2 separate regions of the Homo sapiens genome follow, and region 1 is linked to region 2. A link is a loop called in an ENCODE intact Hi-C map of the cell type or tissue named here. Cell type or tissue: chondrocyte. All regions are shown on one strand. Each heading gives the region's core, and the rest is flanking DNA. Links, peaks and the distances in the headings are about the cores only. Region 1 overlaps WHRN (whirlin). Region 2 overlaps TNFSF8 (TNF superfamily member 8).

The links. A loop is a pair of places that touch in the nucleus more often than their neighbours do. Peaks named below come from ENCODE experiments on the same cell type or tissue, not always from the same donor. Only the 100,000 strongest peaks of a DNase experiment are listed, where the experiment ranks them.
Region 1: a loop joins it to region 2, with 3 times the contacts of the local background. A loop is called at or near these places in 5 of 110 quality-filtered maps.

The regions. Positions count from the first base shown.
Region 1 is chr9:114,433,836-114,436,335 of GRCh38, forward strand. All of the region lies in intron 3 of WHRN (whirlin), which reads right to left. Among named protein-coding and RNA genes, the nearest start is that of AKNA, 47 kb to the left of the region's middle. RefSeq lists enhancers at 994-1,493, 1,059-1,178. In chondrocyte, for the core only: CTCF peaks have their summits at 1,128 and 1,327; no DNase peak of the experiment used is centred there.
Region 2 is chr9:114,907,568-114,924,793 of GRCh38, forward strand. It overlaps TNFSF8 (TNF superfamily member 8), which reads right to left. Exons shown (of 4, transcript NM_001244.4): 2 at 10,529-10,571. Among named protein-coding and RNA genes, the nearest start is that of TNFSF8, 14 kb to the right of the region's middle. RefSeq lists enhancers at 1-401, 402-1,023. In chondrocyte, for the core only: CTCF peaks have their summits at 3,838 (motif pointing left) and 4,041; no DNase peak of the experiment used is centred there.

The DNA.
Region 1 (2,500 bases), core at 1-2,500, 480 kb before region 2:
TGGACCCGGCAAGGCTAATGCACACTGACTCCCAATATGGTCTATGCTTCCTTCCGGTTCTCTCTTCTGACATTGGCAGATCCGTTGTTAGTACCTGCTTACTCTATTCACCACACAGGAAGCCTCAATGAAGGCCTGCTCTAACCCAGCCATCAATCAAAACTGAGGCCAGAAAGGGGAAAGAACTTGCCCAAGGTCGTACTCTGAGTCAAGGTCAAACCTGAGTTCTTCCCAAAGGAAAATCTGGCTTCCAAAGTAAACAGAGAAATTACAGAGGTCAAACACAGAAAGAATAACAATTACCAACCCCAAGTGCCTTGCTTAGGCCAGCTACCTTGTACAGTTTAGCTCTAAACTTAATAGGCACCGCCTGAGACATGGAAGGGTCCGTGTTTCATAGATGACAGCAGTGAGGCTCAGAGAGGTGAAGCTACTTGCCCAAGGACACCCAGCAAGCAAGTAGCAGAGTGGGATTTGAAGCCAAACCAATTGCTATTCTGAGACCCAGACCTGCAATAATGGAAATGTTCTATAACTAGGCTGTCCAACAACTATTATTTACATTTAAATTACAATAAAATTAAAAATTCACTCCCCCAGTCACACAAGTTCCACTTCACTAGCCACATGTGACTAATGGCCACCATCCTGAACAAGCCTAAACACAGCCCCAGATCAAACCCCTGACCTTTCCTCCAAGCCTGGTCCTTCTCCGGGGCTCCTCATCTCATTGCTCAATCCTAAAATTCCAAACCCACTGGATCTATCATCAAGCCCAATGCATTTTACTTTCCCTTCCAAAAGGACCCTCCATCTTCACTAACTCCACTCGGATCCCAGCTGTCCTTGTCTCTCACCTGGACCATTACCACAGCCTCCTAAGGGGCCTCCCTGCTTCTACTTTCACCACCTTGCCCGATACTTTCCTTATGTAGAAGACAGATTCATTTAAACTGCAAACCTGATCTCGTCACACCCTCCTTTAAAATGCCCCAGTAGCTTCCAAGCTCCTCTGCCTACCCTGAGAGGGGCATTAGCATCCGAACCAATCTCGCACCTTCCTCCCCTACTGCTTTTTTTCCGATCCAACCATACTTGCCATCTCTCAGTTCACTCAACAGATGGAGCCCTTTCCCCACTCCAGACCTTGGAGACCAGACCATTGTTCCTCTGCCCAAAACGTATTTCCCTTCATTCCTCACCTGGATAACACCTACTGAACGTCCAGGTCTTGGCTCCAATGACACCTCCTCCAAGAAGCCTTCTCCAGCTCCAAGGCAGATATCACTAATCCCCCTCGCCCAGGGCACCGTGCAGCACTCACTCCCCACAGTTTGAGATCGTACTAGACTACAGACAGAGAGTTCAAAGTCAGTGCGCTGCACCCCCTTGAATGGCACATGGGAAACACCTGACAAATGCCTGACGGAATCCATGAATGAATGAATAAACAATTAAATAAATGGATGAGCAGGCATACAAACAAGCTAGTCCCCTCCCCATTCTGGTTCCTGCAGACAGGCCGGAGACATTTCCCATTTATGTAAAGGTTGCATTTGACAAGGCCAGGGCATGTAGGGAGGCTGGGTACATGCAGCCCAGCTCTACAGGCTGCAGCAGGGAAGGAGCATTTGATTTTTACAATCAAAGGGAAGACAAAGAGGTAAAAACACAAATCAGTTTTGTTTTTACAGGAATCACACTCTGGGAAATGGTGTACATTTAATCCAGCCCCTCATTCTGAAAGAAAGAAAACTAGGGTGAGAGGTAGAGGAGGGGTGTCACTGGTCCAAGGCTTCCTGGGCAGTTGGGGCAAAGCTGGACCAGAATCCAGTCTACCACCTGCTTCAAGCTGCTCTGTAGACCTGCAAGAATCAAGTTCTCAAGCTCAAGTCCACAGCCTTCACAGACACAAACAGTGACCAGCTGGAAGATAAGATGGAAGGAAGGGGAAACCTCATTTATAGTAGCAACAGAAGAGAAAAAACTACCAAGGAATAAACTTAACAAGAAATGTTAACAACACCTATATGAAGAAAACTTCACACACTTCTAAAACACTCTAAAACACTCAAAATTACTCAACAAATAAAATATCCCCTTTTCTTGGAAAGGGTTCAGCATTATCCAGACATCGGCTCTCTCTCAGCTCACTTATGTATTTAACATTATCCCAACAAAAACATCAACAAGCTTTTGTTAGAAAAGTCAGCAAAAATTCATGGGGAAAAATAAAAATGCACAGGGAAAAGCCTTAAATGCATACTGCTAAGGGGAGGAAGCCAGTCTGAAAAGGCTACACACTGCATGGTTCCAACTATGTGATATTCTGAAACAGGCAAACTGATAGAGACACTGTAAAGATCAGTGGTTGCCTGAGGCTCAGGGAAGGATGAGAAGTAGAGCACAGAGGATTTTTAGAGGGGTGATACTCTTCTGTATTACACTATAATGTTTGATACATGACATTATGTATTGATCAAAATCCAATGAACTGTGA
Region 2 (17,226 bases), core at 2,886-5,385:
CAAGCTCCTCAGCATGGCTTTCATGGTCCCCATTGTTCTGACTCCTACTGAACTCTCTGGTCTCACCCCTCACCTTCCCTCCTCCCCTTTCCCTTTATGTTCCAATAGTAATAATAACGAGGAGGAACAGTGATAATAATATGAATGGTCATAACTAATACATGTTGAGTGATAGCCATTTTCCAGGTACTCTGCTAAGTATGCTACATGCATTATTTCATTTAATTCTCACAATAACACGATAAGAGAGGTACCATAATTAAGTCTATCTTGTACATAAGGAAATGGACCCTTTTAAAGGTTAACTGACTTGTTCACATTCACACAGGTAGTCAGGGGTGGAGTAGAGATCCAAACTCAGGCTGCCTGACCGCTGCCCGAATGGATTCCTGACTGCTGTCCGGGAGTTTGGGGCTTTGCAGTCCCCCTAAACATACCATTTAGGAATGTTGATTTATCATTACACCTTGGCACTTGCTGGGCTCTCTACCTGGACTGCCTCCTTCACCAGGCAAGTTTTTCCTTGTTTGAAACACAGCCTAGCAGTCAGCTCCTCCAGGATACTTCCTTTGCCTATTTGCCCATTCTATCAGACAGTGAACCCTCAGGGCAGAGACTCCTGTTTATAAACCCCCACTGCCCAGTCTAGCAGATGCTCTGTAAATATTTGTTGAATTGAATCACCTAGTTCATCTTTCTTGTTTCCCTCTGTGGATACAGAGTAAGTACTTAGGACAACAGTGAGGTGAATCAGGACGCTTGGCTTGCCTTTTGCCTGAGGGCTAGAATAACACAGGGCCTCATTCTCCCACTGGCATTGCAGGTCAGGCTAGATTAGATGGGAAGATAAGATTCATGCCTTGGGCTGAGGCCAGCACAAAACATCAAGAACAGGCTCTGCTCATTGGCCGAAAGCCCTCTTACACTGTTCTCCTTACCCCTTATGGCAGGTGAGCCTCTGTAAACAGGTGGCTGGAGAAGTGCAAGCCCAGGCTTGCCTCTCACACGTTCTGGTTCTTTTGTTGTTTTTTCCCCTTTGGGTTGACCTCAGTTGTAATTCTGAGAAACCCGAGGATGGAAAAAAAAAACACCTTATTTTGAAACATTTGCATTTCCTGAAGTCAAATGGCATGGTATATTTTAGTTTTTCTTTAAAAATCATTTAGATGGTTTCTAGCTAAAGGGAAAAACACAGGCAGCCCTTTTAGGAATGATGTTGCCAGAGCTGGTTCAGAAAGGGGCTAAAAGCAGGACACTAGAGGAGCTATTGAGGGAATGGGCTGTTAAACTTGGAGAAGACCCCAGAGAAGGGCACAGCCTCTGTCCTTTAATGCTTGATGAGGCTGTCGGCACACCGTGGGGCCCAAGCACTAAACCTCCAAGTGGAAGAGGAAGGAGATGAAGCCCTCAGCTAAGAGCTAACACTGCTCTAATCCCCATTTCTCAGATGCAGCAATGGAAAGACGTACACTAAAAACACCTATGTCACACTGTGAGTCACAGTGCTGGCAGCTCACAGAGTTGACCAGTCAGTGCTGCTCAAAAAAGAGGTGGGCTGCTTTGGAGGTCATGAGGCTCTTATCAAGAGCTAGATGAACATTTCATGGGTCATCAGCCGTGTGGCCTGAGTCTTCTCATCACCCTGTGAGTCTATGATATAACTTTCTTTTTTGGTTAGGAAGACAGAAAAACGTGACTTATAAATAGTGGCATTACATGCAGCTGAAATTCTGCAATGTCCCTGGAATTCTGAAGGCTGGGAGCAGAGGGAGCAAAAAGTGATGCCTGGAGAGGTTTAGTTTGAAGAACAGAGCATCAGAGTGGGGGAAGTGAGAACTGTCTGCAAGTCACGGCTGAGTTGATGACCTGGGAGTTAGAATCCTGGGATTTCTCCTCTCTGGGCTCTAGTGTCCCTATTAGGTTTGTGCAAAAGTAATTGTGGTTTTGGCATTAAAAGCAATAACAAAAACTGCAATTACTTCTGCACCAACATAATAGATGAAGAGCAGTGTGGATTTGATGATCTGTCTTAAAGGGCCTACCTAGCTTATTTCAGCAGGCTGTATAGACTCAGCCATCCCCTATCAGACCTGCTGGTGGTGGGGGTGGGAAGGTTTGGGATGGGGAGTCGGTCCCAGCTGCACCTGTCTATCTTTATGGGCATGTTGCATTACCCAAGGTAGGAGACTGTGTCTTCACACATTCAGGTTTTCAGACACCTGCAGTAGTAGAACAGAATATTTTAGCTCTGAGGACAATCTAAGTTATGAATAGTCTGGTTCTGTAAGGATTTGCATAGTTTGGAGAAATGAAAGTTCCCTGAGATGGCCTGGTTCAGGCTTGGTGAACACATAACCCATGTGCTCCTCAATGTTGCCCCTATGGCAGGCTGATCCTAGGTCATCCAGAGAGTTAGTGAGAGAGACAGGACCAGAGACCAGGGCTCCTTACTCTTTCTGTAGGGCAGTCTATCTTTCAGACAACCCTAGCACTGCCTGAACTTCCCTGAGGACCAAAGCTTTCAGATGCATCAGCTTTGTAAATCATCTTTCCAAGCTTTAGCCTCTTCTAGAAGGATCATGGGACTTTCTGTGGTTTTGTTTGAGAGGCTGAAGAGAAAGATGTGCCAACAAAACCCTCCTGGCCAGTTTCACACAGAGGAGAGAGATAGAAAGAGAGGTTGCTCGAGGTGGTGAAAGGAGCATATTCTAGAAGGTCAAGATTATGGAAACCTTAAGACTAGCTCTCACCTTGAGATTTCACAATATTAGACAGAAAGGGTCACTAAATGCCATGCTAACAGAGATCCTAGTTTTAGGAGTGGCGAGACTACCCAGAGAGACTAGGGTCTGGCCCAAGACTCCACAGTAGGTAAATGGTGGAGCTGGGTTCAGAACACAGGGCTTCTGACTTCTAATCCAGGGCTCTTCTCTGACTTTCAGTATTCCTGTGGAATAGGAAGGGTTAAATGCAGGAAGAAGTGGGTTTGCAGCCACTACAGACACTGGAACTGAAAACTGACAAGACAGCTGGAGGTGCTGGGAAAACAAGCACTAATGAGCTCCTGGGTTCCATCTTGTGGGAGAATGCCAGCAGATGACTTCAGGCCCATGTGCTGAACACTGCCAAGTTACAAGTCATGGGCACATAAAGATGCAAATATGCTCAAGGCGGCTCTACCATGGCAAAACAGACCAAGCCAACCATCCCGGCCAGATGGTATGTGGTTTGAGTGCCAGGTACCTTCCAGATGTACAGCACCTTTGATATAAGAACAAGGAAGACACGATGCATCGCAAAAAGAGCACCTGAATTCTGGTCATAGCTTTTAGCTCTGGATCTGTCATTTCCCCTTACTGAGCCTCAGCTGCCACATCCATTAAGTGAGAATTAAAACAATCAACCTAAATGTATGGATGTCATGAAGATGCAATGAGACCGTGGATGTCAAGTGATCAGTGTGGCCTGTGGCTAGAGGAGACACTCAGTAAAGTAGATTCTTTCTGCCTTACTCCTCTTTTCTTTGTTGTTATAGTGGCACAGTTTAGCAATGCCACTTAGCAGAGTGAATTGGCAGATGAAATGCTCATTAAAATGAAGCTCATGACATTATTTGATGGACGGGAGCTTCTCAATTAAGTACCTAAGTGTTTAAGGCTATCTGATGCTTCCAGGAATGTGTGCTGAATCCTCTTTACATTTGTTGAAAAATGTTTTAATCCTTCCAAGAAGGAAAGGGATTATCCTAATGACTCTGCATCTGCCATGCCCTGGCTTCTTCATTCCAGGCTTCAGGGACAATATCCAGGAGAGTCCCAACAGTGACATCTAGAGGACAGTCTCTCCCCTCTGGATAAAATTTGGATTCAAAGTGAGTCCTTAACCTGAGCAAGGGTCATTTCAACTATTAGGTTGGTGCAAAAGTAATTGAGGCTTTTGACCAATTCCTTGATATCACTAAGCCAACTAGTAATAGAGAGATAAACTGCAGGATGGACCATTTGTTAAACAAAGGACCACTAGGTGACCCTGATTTCCAAAAGGATTTGGAGAATGCCCATATGAACACACTTAGTGCTGACTGAGCACATAGGAAGTGATCAGTAAATATAAATTAAGGTCAAGTTGGAATTCCTTTAAATAATTTAAATCCTGCCTCCCCCCGCCCCCTGCCCCACCTACTTTCCTTGGGATGTTAAGGTCTTTTCAGTCCTGACTTGTTGCAGTGTATCTGCAACAGTTAGTAAACCTGTCTGACACTATGGGCATTTCCTTGGAATTCATTTATACTAAACACAGGTTGAATTGACATTACTGTGGGTAAGTAAGAAGCATCTTTAAAGTCTATAATTTAAAAGGAAAGGTGAGTCTGGAGACATAGGGTAAATTTTGCTAACATTCTAATAACCTTAATAAAAAAACACTCCCTACCTGTTCAAAATGCAAAAGTATGGCAGCAATTTTAGAAAGTTCGTTTTGGGTTCAAATCAATTTTAGAAAGTTAGACAGACTTATGTTCAAATTCCACGTCTGCCATTACTAGCTGTGTGGCTTTGCAAAAATCATGCAGCCTCTTTGAATTGTCCTGTTTTCTTCTTAAAAGTGAGAATAATAAAATAACTGTCATGGAGAGTTGTAGAGAGGATTAAATGAGATAATGCATAAAAATGAGCCTGGTGTCTACCACCCAAACTATACCAAACAGTGGTTGAGTCCTGTGCCCTAGTCCATGGTTTGTGCTGCTTGAAATGTAGAAACTTAAGCCAACACATGTTGTGTCTAGATAGTTTGAATGAAATACATAACAAAACAATTTCAAGGAATGGGCCTGCTTTCTCTCCCTTACCCTCCCTCACTCTGTTGCCAGGCTGGAGTGCAGTAGTGCGATCTTGGCTCACTGCAATCTCCGCCTCTGGGGTTCAAGCGATTCTCCTGCCTCAGCCTCTTGAGTAGCTGGGACTACAGGCGTGTGCCACCATGCCCAGCTAATTTTTGTATTTTTTTTTGAAGACAGGGTTTCACCATGTTGGCCAGAATGGTCTCGATCTCTTGACCTTGTGATCCACCCGCCTCAGCCTCCCAAAGTGCACGTTGCCTCTTGACTGCTTCCAGTGTGGTGTTCCGCTAGGGCGGCTGTCATCTGATTGTGACCATGGGACATGAGGGATAGTTGGGTCTTAGTGAGAACCTAGTCTTGGATTAATGTCACTGCCTTCAAGGTGCAGCTTTTATTGTTTCTTTGGGGTGGGTTCATTTGGTAAAATTAGAGAGCCAACCTCACTTCGTCTTCTTTAATGCCATTTTCTTTTTAGCAAGTGGAGGGGCAAGGAGGGTAGCTGCCACGCCTTATAAAATTGCAAATGTTAGAATGTTAAAGTGGTCAAAGAATCCTAAGATATTTGTTTGATTCATAGAACGCTATAATCAAAGCAAAATCCATCTCAGGGTTAGGACATCTGGCTTGTTCCCCTCACTTCTGATATTTTAGAAAACAGGAAACCCAAGACCCTGAGAGGGAAAGTGAATTGCTTCAAGTCCCAAGACTTGAATGTCAGCATTCCAAATTCCTGGGCCAGTCCTCTGCATTTCATACCCCAACTTTGGCTACAGACTGAATTCAGGCGAGGGTGGAGTTGTCAGGACCCACACGAGGTCTATCCACTGTTCCAACTTCCTTAGGGCCTCCAGGAACCTTTGGGTGTTGGAGGCTACATTACATTTGTAGGAAAGACAAATCTGTCTTAACTGGTAGGCAGTGGGGAAGGAATTGTCCCAAGGCACATGACCCTTCAGCTGCAAAGCCAGAGCTGAAATTCAGCCTCTAGAACCCTCGCCATGGACCATGTTTCCCCTCAGCACTTCACCTCATTCAAACCCATGCGTGTGGCCCTCTGTGACCCTGAGCTTGGTAACAGAGAGTGCACTTCTGAGACATGAAAGCCAAGAGCTGGGGGCCGCAGGTGCCGAAGAAGTGATAGAGCTGATAGAGCCCTGGAAGGGGATATGTAGACTTGGCCAGCAGGTAGGGGCACTGGAAGGATTTGCGGTACTGAGTTTTCCCAGATGGTCTACAATACAATCCCAGCTAAGCACAAGGGCTGCAAGGTGGATACGCTGGATTTGAGGTCTCACCCCTCCTAACCAGCTCTGAAATTTTAGGCAAGGCAACAAGCCTGTCTGTGCTCCAGTTTCCTTACCTATAAAATGGGGCTAATTATGATTCCTGGGGGCTTACTGTGAGAACTGCATGAGTGAATTACTAAGTACTCAGCCAATTCTTGGCACATAGTGATGCCTGTCAACGTTCATTATTCTCACTCTGCCGTGGCCTCATACGGATGCAATGAGGGAGTACAAGAAAGAACACTGACTACAGAATTCTTCTAGTGCAGGTAAGAGCTATCATTTGGTGGGGTGATTTGTTATAAAAAGGGCCAGGGTATATTGAGAAGGCCCAGAGGTGAGATCAAAGGACCAGAATCATTCTGCAAATCAAAGTCAGAACAATTTGAATTTCTGCAGAGTTTATGAGGGAAGTGGAAAGTGGAGGGGAAATGGGAGAAGGACATTAAGACAGGAAGGAGAGTGAGTCAGTTCAGGTGTCAGAGGGCTGAACCCCAGGGAGGATAGCTGTCCCTTGAGAAATTCCCAGTGGCTGGAATAGCTGAGGTCTTGCAAGAACAGAGGGACCTAATATTCAATTCTGTGTCATCTGCTGGGCTGCACTGGGATGTGCTACACTGCCCTACCAGCTTCTCTGCATACCCCAAATCCTTCTGTAGATGTCGCTATTCATAAATGTGGGTTACTATTCAAACTTGGAAATCAAGGCAAAAGTGGCTGTCTTCTCTGATTTGGGCAAATAAGCCAGAAACCATGTGCAGACATGAGATTCAAAATTTGGTGGAAGCAGAAAAGTGAAACAAGGAGTGATGAGGAGAAGGATGAGCTTCACTCTCTTTACAACATTCTCCTTGGTTCCGTGACATTTGTGAAATGAGATGGGAACATTTTATCTGGATATGAAAGAACAGAGTGGATCCTATGCCCAAAGGACATAGGTTCAACCAGGTATCAGATGAGGGTCCAATTGCTGTCCCATTTCATCCTCATGGTGGCTTCATGCAAAAATCATTATTAACTCTGTCTTCTGGGTGAGAAAACTAAAACCCAGAAAGGAGAAGGGTGTGGGGGAAAGGTTCTCCTCCCAGGCGCTCTTCCTGGCTTACTGCCTGTGAGGTGTCAGTTGGCTGGGGGCTATCCTGGCCAGGAATGGGAAGCTTGTGATAGGACTCAGAAATCCTTTCATTACCCAAAAGGGTTTGATTTTTGGTGTTTCCTCTGTAGCGAAGTGTATCCTGTGTTTTTTCTTTAGCATGTGCACATAGCTCTACATCCCAGGCTCTGAGCCACTGCTGATTTTCTGCTGATGGTGGAAGATTTTCAACAGCCAGTGAAAAAGGGCTCCCTAGAAGGTGTCTAGCTTCTGCCCTTTTCCTTTCTAGTGACAAACCACATGCTGCCCCTGAAGCTTCCTCCCAAGAGTACCTGAAAGATGGTTCCCCTCTGCCTGGAATGTCTTGCAATGGCTTTTTTCAAAAGGGACAATTTACTGCTTCTGTGCCTGTTTAAGCTGGGTTCGTTGGGGAAGGAAGCTGTGACTTCAGATTTCCTTGAGATTTTTGTTAGGTTTTTTTTCTTCTATTTTTACATATTGTACAAAAGAATTATAGTCTCATAAAGGGTCAAAGCTGGAGAGACTCCTCCAGGGCATTTAGTACATTGCTGTTATATTACAGATGAGGCTCAGAGAGGAGAAAAGACTTGTTGATGTGGTCAGTTCTGGAGCCCAGGAATATTTTTTCTACCTCACCCTACTACAGTGTCTCTGCAGATTGCTGAATTAAGGGGATGTTGACTTGCATTAAAAGCAAGAGAAAGTCAGGTACTGCCTCCAGCAGGTCACTGGCATCTCATGGTGGAAGCCGGTCATGCAGGGAGAAGAGGGAGGAGCCCCGGATTCTCACTTGGCCATTAACTCCTTGTATGACCTTGGGCAAATCACCTGGCTTCTTTAGGCCTCAGCGCATCATCTGCAAAATGGGAAGACTATTCCCCATGTTGCTGTGGCTTGCTCACAGGGTTGAGGTGAGAATGAACCCAAAGGAGGTATGGGAAGGTCTTTAACAAAAGTTTCACAGTCCCATGGGGATTATTGAGTTGGTGCAAAAGTAATCATGGTTTTTGCCATTGAACATAACGGCAAAAGCTGCAATGTCTTTTACACCAACCGAATATTATTAGCATTTAAAAAAATCTGGTTGTGGAAACATTGAATTGTAAACTGAGGTTGGTTTTGATTACTTTGTGTTCTGATATTCCCATTCATGGTCCAGATAAGAAGAAATGTGATAAGTGATTTCGTCCATGGTTGTGAAAAGTTTGGACTTTATAGACCCAGGAAATTTCTCCCCAGAATGAAAATTCAGAGACCAATATGAAGTGGACAGCTTTTTATTTTGCCTATTGTGATGATTAAAACAAAACAAAATAACTCTGGCAAAAAACAAGCCAACTTAACTCCTGTCTATATCAACTTCATGTTGTAAAAAAAGGACATTTTGACACACAAAAATGAAGGACCGTCTCAGAGGAAGAGTGCCTCTTACATTAGATATAGTTGGCCCTGTGAAAAGGGGGCTACCGTGTCCTTATTTTTTGTACTTCACTTTGGACTGATGAAAACTTTATCAACTTTATTATGGTACCAGAATACTAGTTAGAGCCCCTATGCTTGGCGACTTTGCATTGAAGTGCTCTTTAGGCGAGGAAACTGAGATCCAGAATGGCTAAGGTCTTATTACCTAATCAAAACTATCCTCGTCACTGAGACCGTGTTCATGTTAAAAATCCCTTCTCCCTGTCAAAAAATGAAAAGTTTCCATCTTCCTTGGAAAGTCTGGGTGGAGGTGGTGGTGGAACAGTGGGAGTGGGGAGGGGCAAGTTATATTCACTCAGAGCCTTTTGGTTTTTCCAAAGCTCCGTGTGAACGTGCATTACATGTTTAACTGAAACATCTGTCTCCAAAGCCTGCAGTGACTCCTCCAATTCATAAGCCAAATCCAGCCCACCACCTCATTTGATAAATAACGTTTTATGGAAATGCAACCGTGGTTACTTATTTGCGTGTAGTCAGCCTGGCTCAGCACTACAACAGCAGAGCTGACTAATTGCAACAGAGACATAGTGACCCCCAAAGCCTAAACGTTTACTATCTGGCCCTTCGTAGAAAAAGTTTGCTTACCCCTGCATTCTACTATGCTCCTTTTAATATTAATGTGACTGTTTACATAGACATGGTAGGAACTGAGGTCACATGCTAAGTAATTCCAGCCAAAATGAGATATTGTTGACAAGGCTATGATTATTAGTCTGCCTTGAAAGATCCAGAATCCCTGTCTTTTGGGGACTTTTGCCCCTATTTTTGAAGTCTCTGGGTGATAAACCACAGGAAAGGCATGGGCAAGGGAAACTTGAAGGACACTCCAAGTGTGATGCTGTGAGTGTGAGGAGCTGTGTCCAGTCATCTGTGTCCTCTGGTCTCAAGGACACTCTTGTGCCACTACCCTGGTGCCTACATTAACTCACTTCCTTACTTTTTGCTCTGAGCTTTCTGGCTATCCAGCTGTGTTTGCCATCTAGGTTCTAAAGGTTACAGGACTGAGATGGGAGTTGGTGTTCTTGGGCAGAAAAGACACTGTATCAGAGATGAGGACATCTTTCTGGGTTCTAGGCTTGGCTTTGTATGACCTTGGACGAGATACTTCACTTTCCCTCTCTGGGTCTTCCTTTTCCTTCTCTGAGCAATAAAAACATTAATCAGGTCATCTGAAAATTTCTCATCATCGATGTTAACTGAACTCGGCATATCATCTCTCTGAGGCTAGTAGAGACGACGTGTTAATTAGTGACTTCAATGATTGGAAATATAGGAGTGAGGAGGAAGTCTGTTTTCACAAGTCCTTGACTTCATTATGCATTTTAGCTATTACTAGTTATTTAATGATTACTATGTGCTGGTTGCCATGCCAAGCAATTTACAGATGAGATCTGAATGGCTTCTCCAATACCTTGATGAGGTGAGTATTATTATTATTCCCATTTAACAGATGAGGAGTTGAGGCTCCCCAGTGGGAAGTCAAGCCAAGATTCATTCCCCCATTTATCTGATTTCAGGTTTCAAGCATTTAACACAACACTGCCTTGCAGTCCTGCCTATGCCAGAGGTAGAATTTTCATTAGTGGGAGTGTCAAGAGCTGGTGGGAGACTTGTGGGGATGAGTTCAGGAGCTGCTAAGATGAATTCAGGTGCATCAGCTCAGTCCTGAACAGCCCTTGCCTCCACCCCTACCCACTTTACTGTTGGGTCATGTCATAGAGTTGTTTCTGGTTGATAATCAGGTTTCACACTTTATGGCATTTATCTAGATGACTTACTACACATTTACACCTAATTCCAAGATCTTACCTCCTTTGAGGGGGACGTTGTCAGGTGAGTTGGGAATGGAGTCCTGGAAGAAAAGAAAGAAAAAAGCAGCATGAGGTGTGACATTCAGTTGAAACAACTTTTTTTTTTCTTTTTCATTTTGTTGTCCTTAAAGTACTGTGCAATTTACAATTCATCCTCCACCTGAATTTTAAAAATTAATTCACTGATGTAGTTTCCAATGGGCTTTCTATCCATTTGTTTGACAATCTATTAGAAATGCAAGATGAGGATTACTGTCCCCGTTCCACAGGCAAGAGACACGGGGTTGAGTGAGATAAAATGACTTGCCTAGGGCCACATAGTTAATTTATAGAAGATCAGGGACCAGAGCTGGGACTTTTTTTTTTTTTTTAGACAAAGTTTTACTCTGTCACCCATGCTGGAGTGCAGTGGTATGATCATGGGTCACTGCAGCTTCATCCTCCTGAGTTCAAGCGATCCTCTTGCCTCAGCTTCCTGAGTAGCTGGGAGTACAGGTGCACACCACTACACTCAGCTAATTAAAAAAAGGAGTCTTGCTCTGTTGCCAGGCTGGAGTGCAGTGGCACTATCTTGGCTCACTGCAACCTCCGCCTCCCAGTTCAGGTGATTCTCCTGCCTCAGTCTCCAGAGTAGCTGGGACTACAGGCACCCACCACCACACCCAGCTAAGTTTTGTATTTTTAGTAGACACAGGGTTTCACCATATTGGCCAGGTTGGTCTCGAACTCCTGACCTTGTGGTCCACCCGCCTCAGCCTCCCAAAGTGCTGGGATTACAGGTGTGAGCTATCACACTCGGCTAGAGCCAGGACTCAACTCCCAATCTGGTGCTTTTCCCCCCTCCATATGTTTGGGTGTTTTTTTCTTTTTTTTTCCTTCTGGTCAACATGAGAATAATCAAGTATATCATAAAAGTAGATGTGTTTTTTTTTTTTCCATGTTTGATTCATCTGTGAACGTATGTTGTAAACATACCTGGGAAGGTACATCTCTATGTCTCCTGTGGTTGGAAATTCTGAATTAATTGTGTGTTTATATGCCAAGCATTGTGAGGACACCATACATAATTAAATTGGGTCCCCATCCTTATGGATTTATTACAAGTTTATATTTAAATATACAAATATGTATACACATGTAGTATACATACAAATGCATATTATATATTTAAACATTTACATAGTATATTATTTATTCTGTAATAAATATATACATAAATATTTACACAAATAAGAGGTTGATAGAAACAGATTGTCTTTTGAAGGAGGGAATCCTGGGCTGGGGATTGAAGGTGACTAAAGGGAGGTTCTAGTTCAAGGACTCTCAACAAGGAGTTAACAGAAGCAGAGAGGCACAGTTCTTTTCCCCTAATAAATTCTTCAGACACTAAGTTTCACACCCTGATTGTCCCTCCCCTTTCTCTCCAGCCATGGAGACACCCATACAATATTCTGCCAATAAGGAATGAAGTATTTTATTCATCTTTTGACCTGCCCAGGTTGGAATCTCCTGTATTGCATTGAATTAAAATATTAGTAAAGACCTAGAGAGGTGTGAGCGTGTGTATGCGAAAAAACCAACTTCCTAACCTCTACCAAAGCAAGAAATTAGCAGCCGCCCACAGCTTATTTTCTTAGTGTTCTGTATGAACACTAGGACCATCTGGAGTTCCCCTATTATTGTAACATTTCCCTGGGAGGTCTGTCATTTGCCTTCCGCTGAAAGCTTGTTTTCTTATGAATGGATCTCTTCTCTAGTGCAAGAGGTTGGTAGTGAGTCAAGGAGGTCTCCTGAAGGCAAAGCCCTGGCACAGCACCAATCTGGAGATGGGGGAAGTCAGCTTAAACATTTGGGCCCTACCTTCTCAGGGGAAGGGAGGCAAACTTGTCCTGGAAGGCCCTTCCTACTGTAACAGTCTACGACTTTGTTGCCTTAGTTGAAAGCTTTTAACCTAACAAAGCTAAGTTTTTGTAGTCTTTCAGTTATGCATGCAGTTTGCAGGAAAACTTGATATCACAAAATTCCCCTTTATGTTGCCCTTGTGAGACAACACACAACATTTTAAAATTTAATAAACAACTTACAACTTACTGCCAAGCGTGACCATTGATTAGCATGATGTGCAAATGCACTAAGAAAAATATCTGCATTGAAATGTCTTACCACAATCATCAAATTCATCAAGCTGCCCAGGGACATATACAGGGACAGTGAGAGAGGCTAGAATAGCAAACCTGGTACAGCCATCATTGCAGAGGCTGCTAGCAGTTCGGGAAGTCCTAGAGAATCATTCATGCAGCACACCTTGAATGAGCACCTGGTCTGTGGTAGGAACTACGTTAGTCACTAAAAGACATCCTATGGATTTTATGCTTTAGTCATTAAGGCAGCCATTTAAAAAATATAAATAAATGTGTAATTAGAATTGCAGGTTGTGGCAAGAGCTATGGAGGAAAAGAATCATAGTGCTTTAAGGTAGTGCTGTTAGAACTTCAATGTGCATATGAATCACCTGGGAGTCTCGTTAAAATGCAAATTCTGATTCTGCAGATTTGGGGGGAGTTTAACATTCTGCATTTTTTTCTTTTTGAGATGGAGCCTCACTCTGTCACCCAGGCTGGAGTGCAGTGGCGCAATCTCGGCTCACTGTAGCCTCCATCTCCTGGATTCGAGCAATTCCTCTACCTCAGCCTCCCCAGTAGCTGGGACTACAGGGGCCCACCACCACCCCCGGCTAATTTTTGTATTTTTAGTAGAGACGGGATTTCGCCATGTTGACCAGGCTGGTCTTGAACTCCTGACCTCTTGTGATCTGCCCGCCTGGGCCTCCCAAAGTGCTGGGATTACAAGCGTGAGCCACCGCACCTGGCCAACATTCTGTATTTCTGGCAGCTTTCGAGTAATACTGACACTCCTGGCCCACAGAACACTTTGAATAGCACAGCTGTGAGAAGTAATATCAGAGAGGAGGACCTAATTTATATGGGGGTCAAGGAAAGCCTCTTTTCTCTCTGTCACTTGAATGCATTCTGGTTTCCTAATTTCAGACATGGGATGTCAAAAGCAGAGCATCTCAAACAGGAAAGAAACCTGTCATTTAAACCTTCACCCAGGGCCCAGGAAGTCCATGACAGAAGCGTGACTATTCCTATTTTGAAGAGCTCTTGGGATGAGGTCTTTACAGCTTCTCCTAGCTACCCATGGTAGTCAAGATTAGACAATCAAAGCCAGAGGGAGATTGAGACATCTTTCAGTCCATCAAGCTAATTTTATGGAGGAGGAAACCAAGGCACTCATGAGTCAGAGGCAGATCTTGGACTGAAATTCTCTGGTGTACTTTCCACTGCCCTAGGAGAGATGCTGTTTCCAGAAACAAAGGATAGAAGAGCTCATTCCTCCCTCCTCCCCTCTCCCATAAGCAGTCCCTGCATTTGGAGGTGGAGAAGCAATGTCTAAGGAGATGATGGCTGTTGAAATTCAGTGAAGACTGTTCATAAACAGGTATTACACTAAGTGTTGTTCACCAACTCCTCTTTGGCAAGATGTCCCCCAGTCCTAGAATTCTCTCCCTAATCTTGTCTGGGGATCTGGGTCCTAGCTCAGGAAATGTGAACTATCTTGCTCAATGACTTGGCTTTGTGTAAGGTAGTGCCTAGGCTGAATGCAGGCACAAACAAATGGACTCTCCCAGGTTTTCATTCTCAGCTCCACTGAGTAGCTCAGGAAACTTTGTCTCCGTGGTTATCAACGAGGTATACTTCCTTAAGTGTACTTCCTCTGTTTTTGGCCTCTGTAGATGTCTGATGAGTATTCCCAACAGTAATAAAGTTATTTTCATGTATGGAGGGAGGAATGGTCATGTTTAACCTGTTTGTCTCCAGGTAAAATGACCCCCATCCCAACCATCTTCCTTGCCTTGGAGTGTTTTCTTCTCCTTTAATCAGTGGTTAGATGGCTAATCATCCATCTTTCCACTGGGTTATTGTGGACATCATAAGATATTATAAAGTGTTAGCAAGTATTTGAAAAGCATAGCTATTTTGAGCACTGCCTTGGTGTTAATGATGTGCTTAATTTGCCTCAATACCTTGAAAGGCTTGTTTCTTTTCACAGAGGAATGATCAGCAGATGCAATGAGCTCCTGAATTTGCTTTGGACACAAAATGCCCCCGTGGACCAAAAATGATCAAAGGCAGCTCTGTTTGGAATATGCCAGGGGAAGTCCACATTCCTTTCCTTGTTGCCCTCACATAGTCTTGTAAGGTGGGCTCTGGCTCATGGCCCAAAGGGACTTTTGCCAAGGATACCTCTTATTTTCAAGCTAATTCATTGGGCACTTAATGAGGGTTACTCTACATGCACTATTTCATTTGGCCTTTAACTTGACCCCAAGAGTTACGGATTCATCAAGACTTAGAGAAGTGATTTCATAATGTGATAATGTTTATAGAAGGTCCCACAGGTGGCGAATAGCACAGAAGGGATTCAAACTTAGGTGTTTGACTTTGAAGGCACTGCTCTTCAATGTCCTGCTACATTGCCTCTCTAGATGAGGGCAGGATAAAGCTGAGCAGAAAAATCTCCTGAAATTTCATGGAAAAGTGAATAGAAGTCATAGAAAATCCTCAGGGGAAGACTATTTTTACTGGGAGCACATGGTCTGCCAAAGTGAGAAGTGGACCACAGTGGCTTAAAGCAGTGCTTCTCCCACTTTAAAAGACTGACCAGCATCGGGGGATTTTGGTAAAAGCAGATTCTGACTCAGTAGGGAGGGGCCCTTAGGTTTTGCATTTTTGATGAGCATCCAGGTGATGCCAATGTTGCCAGGCCATGGACCACACCTTGAGTAGCAAAGTCTTAAATACACTACTCAGTAGGCAATCAGAACACCTGAGGTCTTGAGAGATGGCTGTAGGAGGCTGAGTATAGATTTGGGCTCAGATATGGGCTTAGGAAATCTTTCTAGTTTGAAGATGGCAGTGATATCCTGTCCTCTCCGTCTCTTCTATCAAATCTTTTTATCATCTAGTTCCGTTTCTTCTCCTCTGTACAATCTGGACTGACTTCTGGCCCTACCATTCCTCTCCTCACACCTGGGCTTGCCTTCTTATGGGCTGTGCCACTGCTTTCTCTTTTGCCTCACCTGGAATATCCTGCTCCTCCTCCTCCTGCCACCATCTTTCCAATGGGGAGCTCTTCTCTACAGAAGAATGACAGCTAATAAATTTGGAAGGAGTGACAGACTTAGGCATTCCCTCTTTTTCAACCCTCAGTGCATTAGCTGATTCAGACAAGGATCATTAAGAAATGGCAAAACCACCAAGTGAAGAGTATTTATGTCTTCAGAGTATTATCCCATACATAGATTACTTTTCTTTCTTTTTCTTTCTTTCTTTCTTTCTTTCTTTCTTTCTTTCTTTCTTTCTTTTTTTTTTTTTGAGATGAAATCTCACTCTGTCACTCAGGCTGGAGTGCAGTGGTGCCATCTCTGTTCACTGCAACCTTGGCCTCCTGGGTTCAAGAGATTCTCCTGCCTCAGCCTCCCTAGTAGCTGGGACTACAGGTGTGTGCCACCACATCCGGCTAATTTTAGTATTTTTTGTAGAGACAGGATTTCGCCATGTTGGCCAGCCTGGTCTTGAAATCCTGGCCTCAAGTGATCCACACACCTTTGCCTCCCAAAGTGTTGGGATTACAGGCATGAGCCACTGCTCCTGGCCAGATTACTTGTTAATGAGAAAGAAAAAATGTTTTACAAAGGCGATAGTTGGTGGTCACCGCTTTAATCAAGTGACTAAACCTATAGTCAAAAAAAATGGGACAACCTGACATATGTCTCTAGCTGTGCTACAATAAGACGTATATAGAATTACCTATATACTATTCTTACTAAAAATGTTTCATCTGAGTATAACCATGAGTTAATACTAAGACAAATCCAGGCTATGAATGGATTTCTACAACAGAATTGGCCTGGACCCTTTAAAAAAAGGTCAATGTTATTTAAAACAAACACCAAAGGGCAAAGGAGATTTTAGCTCGGTGCTTCTCAAACTTTAATGTGCATACAGATCACCTGAGGAGCTTGTTAAAATGCAGATTCGGATTCAGGAGATCTGGGGTGAGCCCTGAGATTTTGAATTTCTAACAAGGCCCAGGACCACACTTTAAAAAGCAAAGTTCTAGATTAAAACAGATATTATCATAACACAGTATGTGACCCTAGATTGGTTCAAACAAACAAAAACACAACAGCCATACCTATAAGACATTTTTGAACAAGTAAAGAAATTAAAATATGGACCATATATTATTATTAGATGATATTATTGAATTAATATTAACTCTCTTGGCAATGATAATGGCATTGCAGTTAGTTAAGAGATGGGTACTGAAGTACATGTGAGTGAAAGGTCATGCTGCCTCCAGCTTACTTTCATATCCTTATATAGAGAGAGCAAAAATACAGCAAGATATTGACACAGCAATCTAGGTGCCAAGGTTATATTAGCATTTGCCATTCCACTTTTCTGTAGGTTTGAACATTTTCAAAATAAGACTTTGGGAATAAGCCATGACTGTTGTAATTCTTGGAAGCCTGGCTTTTGTTCTAGCTCTTCTACAAACTCCTCCTTCATCCCAAGCAGAAATGACTTCTCCTTTGCTCTGTGGCATTCTGTGCCATTCTGCCCGGAA